Linked DNA regions of Homo sapiens: region 2 is linked to region 1. Evidence: chromatin contacts called from ENCODE Hi-C or POLR2A ChIA-PET data. All regions are on one chromosome and are shown on one strand. The core of a region is the stretch at or near the end of the contact, and the rest is flanking DNA. Distances in the headings are between cores, read along the strand shown. Region 1 overlaps STON2 (stonin 2). Region 2 has its middle 14 kb from the start of LINC02308.

Evidence for each region. A loop is a pair of places that touch in the nucleus more often than their neighbours do. ChIA-PET counts read pairs that join two places held with the same protein, here RNA polymerase II (POLR2A). Pooled maps may share reads with other maps.
Region 2: a loop to region 1 is called in a map with no recorded cell type, with 5 times the contacts of the local background. The contact joins two enhancer-like sites. A Hi-C loop is called at or near these places in 1 of 168 maps with a recorded cell type or tissue (Caco-2), 18 of 37 single-sample maps with no recorded cell type and 8 of 50 pooled maps. POLR2A ChIA-PET finds 5 or more read pairs at or near these places in 2 of 52 experiments (H1 and naive thymus-derived CD4-positive, alpha-beta T cell).

The regions. Positions count from the first base shown.
Region 1 is chr14:81,301,371-81,307,678 of GRCh38, forward strand. The region is part of intron 5 of STON2 (stonin 2); the gene reads right to left. Among named protein-coding and RNA genes, the nearest start is that of GTF2A1-AS1, 83 kb to the left of the region's middle. RefSeq lists an enhancer at 2,046-2,190 and a cis regulatory region at 2,113-2,123. Within about 2 kb of position 2,006, at least 13 of the 41 ENCODE cell types and tissues checked have a DNase peak (open chromatin) inside an H3K27ac peak, as active enhancers do.
Region 2 is chr14:81,461,497-81,467,142 of GRCh38, forward strand. No RefSeq gene overlaps it. Among named protein-coding and RNA genes, the nearest start is that of LINC02308, 14 kb to the left of the region's middle. Within about 2 kb of position 3,180, at least 12 of the 41 ENCODE cell types and tissues checked have a DNase peak (open chromatin) inside an H3K27ac peak, as active enhancers do.

The sequences.
Region 1 (6,308 bases), core at 756-3,255:
AGACTTTGTCACTACCTTTAAGAAGTTCAGAGACTAGCAGAGGCAACAGGCAAATAAACCAACAACCACAATACAGCAAAAGCAATTACAATACAACACAAAGTGTTCTTATGGGTATATAAAAAGTGCTGTGTGAACCCAAAAGAGGAAATGACCAGTAATTCTGCCTGGGATAGTTGAAGCCAAACTGGCAAAGGAGCTGACATTTCAGTTGGGTGATATACTAGCAGAGAGAATGTCTGAAGACATTGAGACAGAGTGGAACGTGCTCAAGATTTGGAAGTAAATACATCTGGTTGGGATGCCAGCTCAGTATTCACATTTGTGAAATGTGAATAATTACTCAAAAACTTGAAGGGTTGTTGTGAGAACTGGAAAAAATACATGTAAAGAACTGAGCCCATGCAGAGGAAACTCCATTTTTAGTAGCTTTTAGTTTTTGAACAAATAACTGTTATTAGTCATATTGCCCAATATACATCTCCTATTGTAGATTTGTCAATCTCCAGAAATGCTTGCTTCTCAATACAATAATATTAAGTTTCTGAGGCTAAACAGCTTAAGCCTAGATCTTAAGCCCATGGTGATTTGCTAGCTTTGACCTCCCTCCTCACTTGAATATGACTCAAGCCCCAATGCATAACATGACACTGTGCACTGAGGGCAGTTGGCTGTCCCAATCAGAGTGGTTTATTAGAAGGCTGGAGGCGAGGACACAAAAACATCAGGACTAATGGGAGTAGTAGCCACTCTGGACTGTGCCTGTCTGTGGAAAACCATTTAGAACAGCATTTGTAAGCATGCACCATATCAGCTGCCCCTCTGTGCCCAGCTTACAGCAATACTCACTTTAATCAGCATCAGATACCCCTATCTGTCTACAAATTTCTGGAACAGAGGCTAACAATAAGTGTTAAAGTAGTCTAAGAGAGACAGTCTAATAAAGAAGGCCCAAAATGGCAGAACTTTCTCAATACACACAGGCTCTTCCTGTAGTGATGGAAAGTCTCACTTGGATCCAAGATTTTAATATAGATAACGAAATAGGCTCAGTATCCCTTCGGATGGTGCAGCAGGTTAGTGCTTCTGAATGTTAAAGCATTTATGCAACAACTCAGAAAGTGTTTGCAAGGCTGACTGGTTCTATACTGACATTTCTAGTCAAACTACACTCATTAAAGTAAGAGAATGACCATGGTGTCAGAATCCATAGTGGCAACTTCTGCTAATACACAGCTTTGCATATAAAGTTGATTGCATGACAAACTGATACAGAGGGTGTTTACATCATTTAATCATCAGAGAGGACACTGCAAATGTCTCCACAAGGAATACAGCATGTCAAGAGACAGCGGACTTGTGCTGTGCCACAAACAGGCTGTAGGGGACAGTGGGAAAATTATATAAGATCTGTAAGCCTCAGGTCCCTCACCTATCAAATGGGATAACGATGCCCTGCAGGATGTTGTGAGAATTACAGATGATGTGGGCAAGTACCTGACATGGTGCCGTACACAGAATGAACACTTAATGATTGTTTCTGCTATAATTAATGTAAGGCACTGCCATCTATAGTTTGGAGGGGCAGGAACAAGTAGAAAAATATTTGCTGAGTTGATTGCTTTTGTTAAATGGCTGTTAGACTGATTATATGGAATGGAGTTCAGTGAGGGTGTACATGTGTGGGGGGTGTGTGTGTGTGTGTGTGTGTGTGTAAAAGAGATAATGAATACAAATGAGAATGAGAATAAGAAAATGTGTATTGGGTGAGCAGAGGATAAGCAGAGAGAAAGAAGGGAAGAGACGGGGAAAAGTAGCTTTCAGAAGAAACATGTCTACCTTGTTAGTAGACCAAAATATTTGAAGGGCAAGCCTTCAATGTGTTATGTTGTTTTACTTTTACTCTGCTTTTAGTCATTATTATATGCTCCATCAGAGCCTGACACACAGCAGGCACTCAGTAAATATTTACTAAGTGCACACCTGGATCAAGCATTGTGCACACTTGCAGGTGTGGCTATGACTAAGCACAGAAAAAGGAAACCAACAGTGGTGGTGTGGGACAAGTGTCAAGCAGTGGCCCTGACAGGCAGAAGTGCCCTTTGCCCCAGTGGCTGAGTCATTGCGCCACCACAGTGACACACTGAAACAGGTTCCATTCACAACATCAATAATGACATGAGGTCATTCTTCCAACAAAGCAATGAACCCCAGAGAGAGGCTCCAAATCTTAACACAGGAAGGGTCTGCTTCCGTTTGTCACCCTCTTCCTCAGTGAGCAGATCAGGTACATGAAATATTTTACTGTCCCATCCTGGACTGGATTTTGCCTTCATTAACCCTATGACAACCCAAGGGGAGGTATATTTACAGTTTATATGTGAGGAAAATGAAACTCATAGAGCTTACATAACATGCCTATGGTCAAATATCAACCAGGTTTCGAAACCAATGCCCTTTTAACCTCCTTGAAGTAGAACGCATATACAGAAAAGTGCACATATCGTAGCTCCATATATTTTCACAGTTGAGCACATGCATGTAACCAGCACCCAGATCAAGAAACAATTGCCTTTGTGCTCCTGACCAACCTCTTCCCCGACCGTGAATAATGACTATCCTGACTTTTAACAACGGCATGAGTTTTGCCCAGAACACTCTAAACTACAGTAATCACTCCTTCCACCAAATTCCTCTGATTTTCTTATCGGCATCGCTCATTTGGAATTTCCCAATACTCTCTTGTAGAGTCAAATAGTTGTTCTTTTACGTATCTCATCTTTCTAATTATGATTAAAACCTCCTTGAGACCAGGGTTTTGTACATTTTTAGATTCCCCCACACACCTATTATGGAGGAGCCACTGTAAAGTGTATCTACTTAAGAGTTATTTTCTGGTTACTGTGTATCTGACACTGTTTCAAGCACTTTACGTGGATTATCTCCTTTGATCCTTTCAACAACCCTGTGAGGTAGGTACTGCTCTTATCTCCCTCTTACAGATGACAAAACTAAAGCACAAAAAAGTTAAGTAACTTGCCCAAGCTCACGCTGTTAGAGATGGAATCAGGGCCGGGCATGGTGGCTCATGCTTGTAATCCTAGCACTTTGGGAGGCCGAGGCAGGTGGATTGCTTGAGGTCAGGAGTTCAAGACCAGCCTGGCCAACATGGTGAAACCCTGTCTCCACAAAAAATATCAAAAATTAGCTGGGTGTGATGAAACAGGCCTGTGATGAATCTCAGCTACTCAGGAGGCTGAGGCATGAGAATTGCTTGAGCCTGGGAGGCGGGGGTTGCAGTGAGCCAAGATCGCGCCACTGCACTCCAGCCTGGGTGACAGAGTGAGACTGTCACAGGAAAAAAGGAAGGAAGGGAGGGAGGGATGGAATCAGGATTCAAACCCAGGCATTGTTACTTTAGCCTTTCTTGTTATTCTGTTTTTTTGGCAAACTTTTTAAAAAGTATAAAATACACAGAAAATAACATAAATCATAAGTTTAAAGTTCAATAGCTTTTTACAAAGTGAAGACATGTAGGTAATTCACTATCTCAAAAGACAGATCCCCAGAAGACCCCTTTGTACCCCCTTCCTATCACTAACTACCTCTTCCCCCAGGGTAACAATTATTCTGACTCCTAACACCATACTGTAACGTGCTTGTTTTTGAACTTAGATAAATGAATTCATATAGTATGTTCTCTTTATGTTCATGAGATTCATTCATTTCATTACATGTGATGTGTTAGTTTGCATTTCTGCATCGTATTCAATTGTGTGAATGTGACACAATTTATCCATGTTAGTGTCGATGGACATTTGAGAGCCAGGCTTCTATGAATATTCTTGCACATGCCTTTGATGCACACATGCTTGCTTCTGTCTTGGGTACTCAGGAGCAGAACTGCTCTCTCACTGGATATGCAAAGCGACTATGCCAATTTACACTCCCACCCACTGTGTATATGTGTTCTGGTTGTTCTACATTTTTACCAACACTGGATACTGCCTGTTATTTTCATTTGAGCTATGACGGTGGGTGTGTGGTGTGTTATATTGTGGATTTTACTGAACTTTCACTGATGAACACTGAAGGTGTATACCTTTTCATATGTTTATTGGCCATTTGGATAGCCTCCTTTGTGAAGTACCTTTTCAAGGCTTTTGTCCATTGGGTGGTCTGCTGTCTTCTTGTTGATCTATAGAAGTTTTTTTTATATATTCAGGATTTGATTTCTTTGTTATTATGTATTTATTGCAAATATCTCCTCCTCTTATGCTGCAGCTTGCCTTTAACTTTCTTAATGGTGGCTTTTGCTTAATAGACATTCTTAATTTACATGTGGTTTAATTTATCAATTTTTTCCTTTATGGTTAGTCCTTTTTAAGTCTCGTTTAAGATATATTTTTAAGGGACTTACCTTATTAGAGATTGACTGGTGGGATTGTCAGTTAAGGTTCCTCACCCTGATGTAGTCACATGCTAACCCAAATCAATGCAAAACTTTTCGCCTGGTATTTGGTTCTTTTGGAAAATGAAAATGAATCTGAAAATGGTTGTTGCTCATTCATGAAGATAGTGGTACTCAGCAAAAACCAGCTATAACTCCTTGCCAGCGACCCAAGAGCTGATCTAGCTCTGGCCTTTTCTGAGCTTGGCCTTTCTGCTTGATTATTTAACTTCCCCTTCAACTCTGTGAGCAGCCCCCACCCTCAACTTGCAATACACTCTCCTTTTTAATTTTTTTTAATTGCAACCAAAGAATCCTATTGATTCTTTTAAATCTCTCTCTCTCTCTATATATATATATATATACACTCTATTTTATATATACACACACATACATACTCTTTTTTTTTTTTTTTTTTTTTTTTTTTGAGATGGAGTTTCACTCAGTCGCCCAGGCTGGAGTGCGGTGGTGTGATTGTGGCTCCCTGCAACCTTCACCTCCCGGGTTCAAGTGATTCTCGTGTCTCAGCCTCTGAGCAGATGGGACTACAGGCGCCATATGCTCTATTTTTTTTTAAGAGATGGAGTTTATGTTGTCCAGGATGGAGTGCAGTGGCAATTCACAGGTGTGATCATGGCATACTACAGCCTGGAACTCCTGGGCTTAAGTGATTTTCCTGCCTCAGCCTCTCAAGTAGCTGGGACTATAGGTCTATGCCACTGTGCCTGGCTGATGTTCTCTATTTTAATATATGGCACTAAGCACAGAGTTAAAGTCTGATCAGTCACACTGTTCAAACAAGAAATTTCACCTTCACGGATTTCAGTCCTCATCCTTTCACGACTGCAGGATGACTTCCTGACATCCCCAGAGATGGTTCTGCCTTGACACCACATTAGGAAAAACAATGGCATTTTCATCTCATTGGCTCTTAGGGAAATAAAGAAGAGGAAATCCAGTTAAAACTGAGCATCCTCCAATAAAGCAGACAATTAAAAAAATGCAATAGGACATTAACCCTTTAACAAATTAGCAAGCAAAGTCAGCTCTGCAGCTGTGCCCAAGCAGGATAATTACTATCTTTTTTAGTTGGCACTATAGCAACAAGCACTGATTATTTAAATGGGGAGCAAACAATAATTTGGGTGGAATATCATTTAAATAATGAGCACTTCTAAAAGTCAAGTTGATCATGAATAGCAAGCATGGGGAGGTGCACACCTATAGAAACTCTGACTGTTATAACTGGAAGGATGTTTGGGGAATCATCTCAGTGATCACTCCCTTAGATCCTCTACATTTCACAAGATATGAGCACAGGCCAGAATTAACAAGAGAAATTTAAAAAACACACAGAAAGAAATTACACCTTCAAGTGAGTCTAAGCTGGTGAGCCGTGCACAGATTGCACTGATGCAATTATAACATTAGGCATTTCTGGATTGCATCTTTTGGAAGCATTTCAGAACGGTCAGTGTTGTCTTCAGCATGAACTAAGCAGTAGAAAATCTTCATTCCTTGAGGCTGATTGAGTGTAATTTTTCAAAACAGTCAAAACTCACTTGGACTCAAAGCTAGTGAGTAAATTTCTATAAATTTATTTTCTTTTTAAAAAAGGGACAATACAAAACAGTATGTAAGAGCCTGGGCTTCAGAGTTAGAGAAATCTGGAATCCAAATGTCACTGGCTGGTGTGTGATTTTGAATAGAAAAGCCTAGTTGAGCCTCAATCTTCTTGTAAATGAGAAAGAATTAATAGTCTACTGTTGACACTTGAACCACAGGGGTTTGAACTGCACTGGTCTGCTTATATGCAAATTTTCTTCTGCCTCTGCCACCCCAGACAACCCCTCCTCTT
Region 2 (5,646 bases), core at 1,930-4,429, 160 kb after region 1:
GTATGTTTCCAACAAAGAAAGAAAGAAAGAATATCTTAGAAAATAAGACAACTGATTAGGGCTGAACACGGTGCCCTGGGTAGGCTAATAAGAGAAAAGTTGCAAATTAATATTCTTCAAATATTTATTTAAATTTATTTAAATTTATTTAGGCTGGGTGCAGTGGCCTCAAACCCCTGACCTCAAGTGATCTGCCCGCCTCGGCCTCCCAAAGTGCTGGGATTATAGGCGTGAGCCACTGCTCCTCGCCTTGAACTGCATTTCTTAACTTTTTTTTTTTTTTTGAGAAGGAGTCTCACTCTGTCTTGGCCTGCCAAAGTGCTGGGATTACAGGCGTGAGCCACCGCGCCTGGCCTCTCAACTTTTAAAAAAGAATTTTTTTTTTTTTTTAAATTTTTATTTTTTTTAGTATTTATTGATCATTCTTGGGTGTTTCTCGGAGAGGGGGATTTGGCAGGGTCATAGGACAATAGTGGAGGGAAGGTCAGCAGATAAACATGTGAACAAGGGTCTCTGGTTTTCCTAGACAGAGGACCCTGCGGCCTTCGGCAGTGTTTGTGTCCCTGGGTACTTGAGATTAGGGAGTGGTGATGACTCTTAACGAGCATGCTGCCTTCAAGCATCTGTTTAACAAAGCACATCTTGCACCGCCCTTAATCCATTTAACCCTGAGTGGACACAGCACATGTTTCAGAGAGCACCGGGTTGGGGGTAAGGTTATAGATTAACAGCATCCCTAGGCAGAAGAATTTTTCTTAGTACAGAACAAAATGGAGTCTCCCATGTCTACTTCTTTCTACACAGACACAGTAACAATCTGATCTCTCTTTCTTTTCCCCACATTTCCCCCTTTTCTATTCGACAAAACTGTCATCGTCATCATGGCCCGTTCTCAATGAGCTGTTGGGTACACCTCCCAGACGGGGTGGCGGCCGGGCAGAGGGGCTCCTCACTTCCCAGACGGGGCGGCCTGGCAGAGGCGCCCCCCACCTCCCTCCCGGACAGGGCGGCTGGTGGGCGGAGGGGCTCCTCACTTCCCAGACGGGGCGGCCGGGCAGAGACGCTCCTCACCTCCCAGATGGGGTGGCGGTGGGGCAGAGACACTCCTCAGTTCCCAGACGGGGTCGCGGCCGGGCAGAGGCGCTCCTCACATCCCAGAGGGGGCGGCAGGGCAGAGGCGCTTCCCACATCTCAGACGATGGGCGGCCAGGCAGAGACGCTCCTCACTTCCCAGACGGGGTGGCGGCCGGGCAGAGGCTGCAGTCTCGGCACTTTGGGAGGCCAAGGCAGGCGGCTGGGAAGTGGAGGTTGTAGCGAGCCGAGATCACGCCACTGCACTGCAGCAGGGGCAACATTGAGCACCGAGTGAGCGAGACTCCGTCTGCAATCCTGGCACCTCGGGAGGCCGAGGCAGGCAGATCACTCGCGGTCAGGAGCTGGAGACCAGCCCGGCCAACACGGCGAAACCCCGTCTCCACCAAAAAATGCAAAAACCAGTCAGGTGTGGCGGCGCGCGCCTGCAATCCCAGGCACTCTGCAGGCTGAGGCAGGAGAATCAGGCAGGGAGGTTGCAGTGAGCCGAGATGGCGGCAGTACAGTCCAGCCTCCGCTTTCACAACTTTGGTGGCATCAGAGGAAGACCGGGGACAGGGAGAGGGAGACGAGGGAGAGGGAGAGGGAGAGGGAGATGGGAGAGGGAGAGGGAGACGGGGGAGGGAGAGGGAGACGGGGGAGGGAGAGGGAGACGGGGGAGGGAGAGGGAGACGGGGGAGGGAGAGGGAGACGGGGGAGGGAGAGGGAGAGGGAGACGAGGCAGAGGGAGACGAGGGAGATCCTAAAAAAGAATTCTTCTAAGGAGCCCTTTTAGACATTTTCCCCTCCTAATTGTCCTTCTCCTCCCCACTATGTATAAAACTTTAATACCACAAATATACTGTCTATCTGTTTATGTTTATACATAAAGCTGTTTATAGGACCTCTTGGAGGATGACAAACCATTGTAATATCTAGGACTTTTTCACACCCTACCGGGAGCCCATTCTCTCCTCCTTGGAGTCACATCGCTCCCATTGACCACTCACGGTATAGGATGACTGTGCTAGTTTCCTAGGCTTATTGTAACCAATTACACCACAAACTTGGTGGCTTAAAACAACAGAAACTTATTCTCTCATAGTTCTGGAGTCCAGAAGGTCAAAATTAAGGTGTCTGCAGGGCTGTGCTACCTCCGGAGGCCCTAAAAGGGAACCCTTCCTGACCTCTTCCGGCTCCTAGTGGCTCCTGGCATGGCTTGTGGCAGCTGAACTCTGATCTCTGCCTCCATCTTCACAAAGCATTTTCCTCTGCTCTGTGTCTTCTCCTTTTCTGTGTGTCAAATCTCCCTCCACCTTTCCCATATAAGGACACCTGTTGGCCGGGCATGGTGGCTCACACCTGTAATCCCAGCATTTTGGGAGGCCGAGGCGGGTGGATCACGAGGTCAGGAGTTCAAGACCAGCCTGGCCAAGATGGTGAAACCCTGTCTCTACAAAAAATACAAAAATTAGACTGGCGTGGTGGCAGGTGCTTGTAATCCCAGCTACTCCAGAGGCTGAGGCAGAGAATTGCTTGAACCCAGGAGGTGGAGGTTGCAGTGAGCCGAGATCGCACCACCGCACTCCAGCCTGGGCGACAGAGTGAGACTCCCTCTCAAAATAAATAAATAAATAAATAAATAAATAAATAAATAATAAAATTTAAAAAATAAGGACACCTGTCACTGGATTTTGGGCCCACACTGATAATCTAGAATATCTCAGCTGGTGATCTTTAACTTTTTCCAAATAAGGCTACACACACAGGTGCCAGTGCCTAAGACATCTCTTTATGGAAGCCATCATTTAGTCACGATGATGACGAAAATATTTCTAGAGGCAGGGGGTGCATCACTTGCCTACAGAGGAACGTCACATTCATTCTTCAGCGACATCAGCCAGAAAGCTGTGTACACGTCACAACTCACACTGCTGGCCTAGTGTACTTTTTAACATTTTGTGATGTTTCTAGTAGTTACAGTGATTTTATTCCAGGAAATCTGGGGAGCACCTGTCCCTCAGATTTTGCCTACCCCAGAAAAGACGTCTGAAAAACTTCGAAAAACCCAGAAAGTTTTATCGCCTAAACTTTGCCTCAGATGTAGCCCTTTTGTGCCCTCTAGTGGAAATTACGGTAACTGCAGTCATACTTTTCCGAGGAACCGGTAGTCGCAGATTTAAAAAGATTAGTGAGACATAAGTTGCGTTTCAACCCAAAAAAGGAGCTTGGACCGTCTATACTATGATCCAATCCAATGTACTGTGCATCTTTGAGAGAAGCAATGCTAAACAGAGCAAAAGGAAACTGCCTGAGTTGTGAATTCGGTTCTTCTCTGCCCTGCACTTCCTTTTTACAGAAACAAAAGAAGTGGAGGCTGCTTGGGGGAGGAAGACAGAATGATGACAGCTGTGTATCTCCTCCAGCCATAAAATCCTAAGAAGGGGGTGCAGCGCTTTCCTTAAAGAGATATTAAAACGTCTTGGTTTTCAGTTTTTAATCGTACTTTGGCCAGAGTATCACTACTTGGTAACACTTTCATTTATTTATTATTATTTTTTTTTTGAGACAGAGTCTCGCTCTCTCACCCAGGCTGGAGTGCAGTGGCGCGATCTTGTTTCACCACAACCTCCGCCTCCTGCAAGCAGTTCTCTGCCTCAGCCTCCCGAGTAGCTGGGATTACAGGTGCACGCCATTACACCCGGCTATTTATTTTTATTTTTATTTTTATTTTTATTTTTAGTAGAGATGGGGTTTCACCATGTTGGCCAGGCTGGTCTTGAACTCTTGACCTCATGATTCACCCGCCTTGGCCTCCCAAAGTGTTGGGATTACAGGCATGAGCCACCTTGCCCAGCCGGTAACACTTTTAAGAAAATCTAAGCAAATCCTCCAACTATATTTCTTGCAATTTCTCATCATTATGATCTCATGACAGTGTCAACCTACTGGAGGAAGAAAGACATGCGTGGAAAGGCCATGCCCCGTGTAAGAATATTCACGCCCAACAGCATCTCCAGGTAGCATTCGTGGAAGAGTTAGCCCCCAGCTCCGTCACAGTGCCCCTCCTTCCTGGCACAAGGCCTTCGCCTTAATAAGCATTCAGGCGGTGTTGAGTGGAATTGCCACACTGTATCAAGGAGGGCGGGGGCTGCCTTGGTTTCTTTTCAGCGGTGGCTTAAGTACTCAGTGTTTCCTGCTTTTTGGTTGGCAAAGGGCTTTGTCACTTCAGTGGATTGCCTTCAATGTAGAGCCCTCCTGACCCAATTTCTGGAGCACCGCCACCCCACTGCGGGGTAGAAGTTGTCATCCCTGGGTCCCCCATGGGCCATGAAAGCACCTGCCAGACATACTCACTTTCTTTTCCCTCCTTGAAGCTGTTTTTCTAGGAGGGATTTCTCCTGCTTTCTTGGGAACAGGGAGAATTGATTGGGTAACTAGTTCAGAGAAATCTTACATGAAGTAGCTAGTTAAGTACACAGTGCCACATAAGTCGTTCAAGTACATTTGTATTTAGGCAGGTTTTCACAAGAGATGACTCTGGGTCTTCACTATCTTTCAGAATGTTATTTCTACTGGAAAGTCCATCTGCTCATTCAAATTCAAATATATATATATATATATATATATATATATAGCCAGCCGTGGTGGCTCATGCCTGTAATCCCAGCACTTTGGGAGGCCAAGGTGGGCGGATCACCTGAGGTCAGGAGTTTGAGACCAGCCTGGCCAACATGGAGAAACCCCGTCTCTACTAAAAATACAAAAATTAGCTGGGCATGGTGGTGGGTGCCTGTAATCCCAGTCACTCAAGAGGCTGAGGTAGGAGAATCGCTTGAACCTGGGAGGTGGAGGTTGCAGTGAGCTGAGATCCCACTGCTGCACTCCAGCCTGGGTGACAGAGTGAGACTCCATTTTATATAAATATAAATAAATAAATAAACAAACAAATATATATATAGATGGAGTCTCCCTCCGTGGCCGTCGCCCAGGCTGGAGTGCAGCGGCATCATCTTGGCTCACTGCAACCTCCGCATCCCGGCTTCAAGCGATTCTCATGCCTCAGTCTCCCTAGTGGCTGGGATTACAGGTATGCACCATCATGTCTGGCTAATTTGTAATTCAACTATTAATCAGTCCTAAGTGTTGGACATTGTGCCAAGCTCTGGGCACACACCACACTGGTGGGTGAGATGGACTGGTGCCTGTCCTTTTGAGATTTAACAATAGGGATATGAAGATTAATTAAATACCATAATCAATAAGTGCTATAAAGGGAAAACACGGGGGATGTATAACAGATGGTCTTGATTTAATGGGGGGGCAGTCAGGCAAGTCTGAGCAGAGACTTGGAGGAGAGTGAGCTTGGGCAGAGGGCAGAGGGAGGGAAAAAAGGCACAGCATAGTGTTGAGGCCCCAGCAGTGAGGAGAATTGAAATAGGTATGATGAATACTGCTCACGCACACACTCCCCCGTTAGTTCCATTAATCTCCATTAGCTCAGCTATTTCAGGTAAATGGATGTGGGAGGTCTCATTCTAAATTTGTAGACAAACTGAGTTGGTAGCAGTTAAA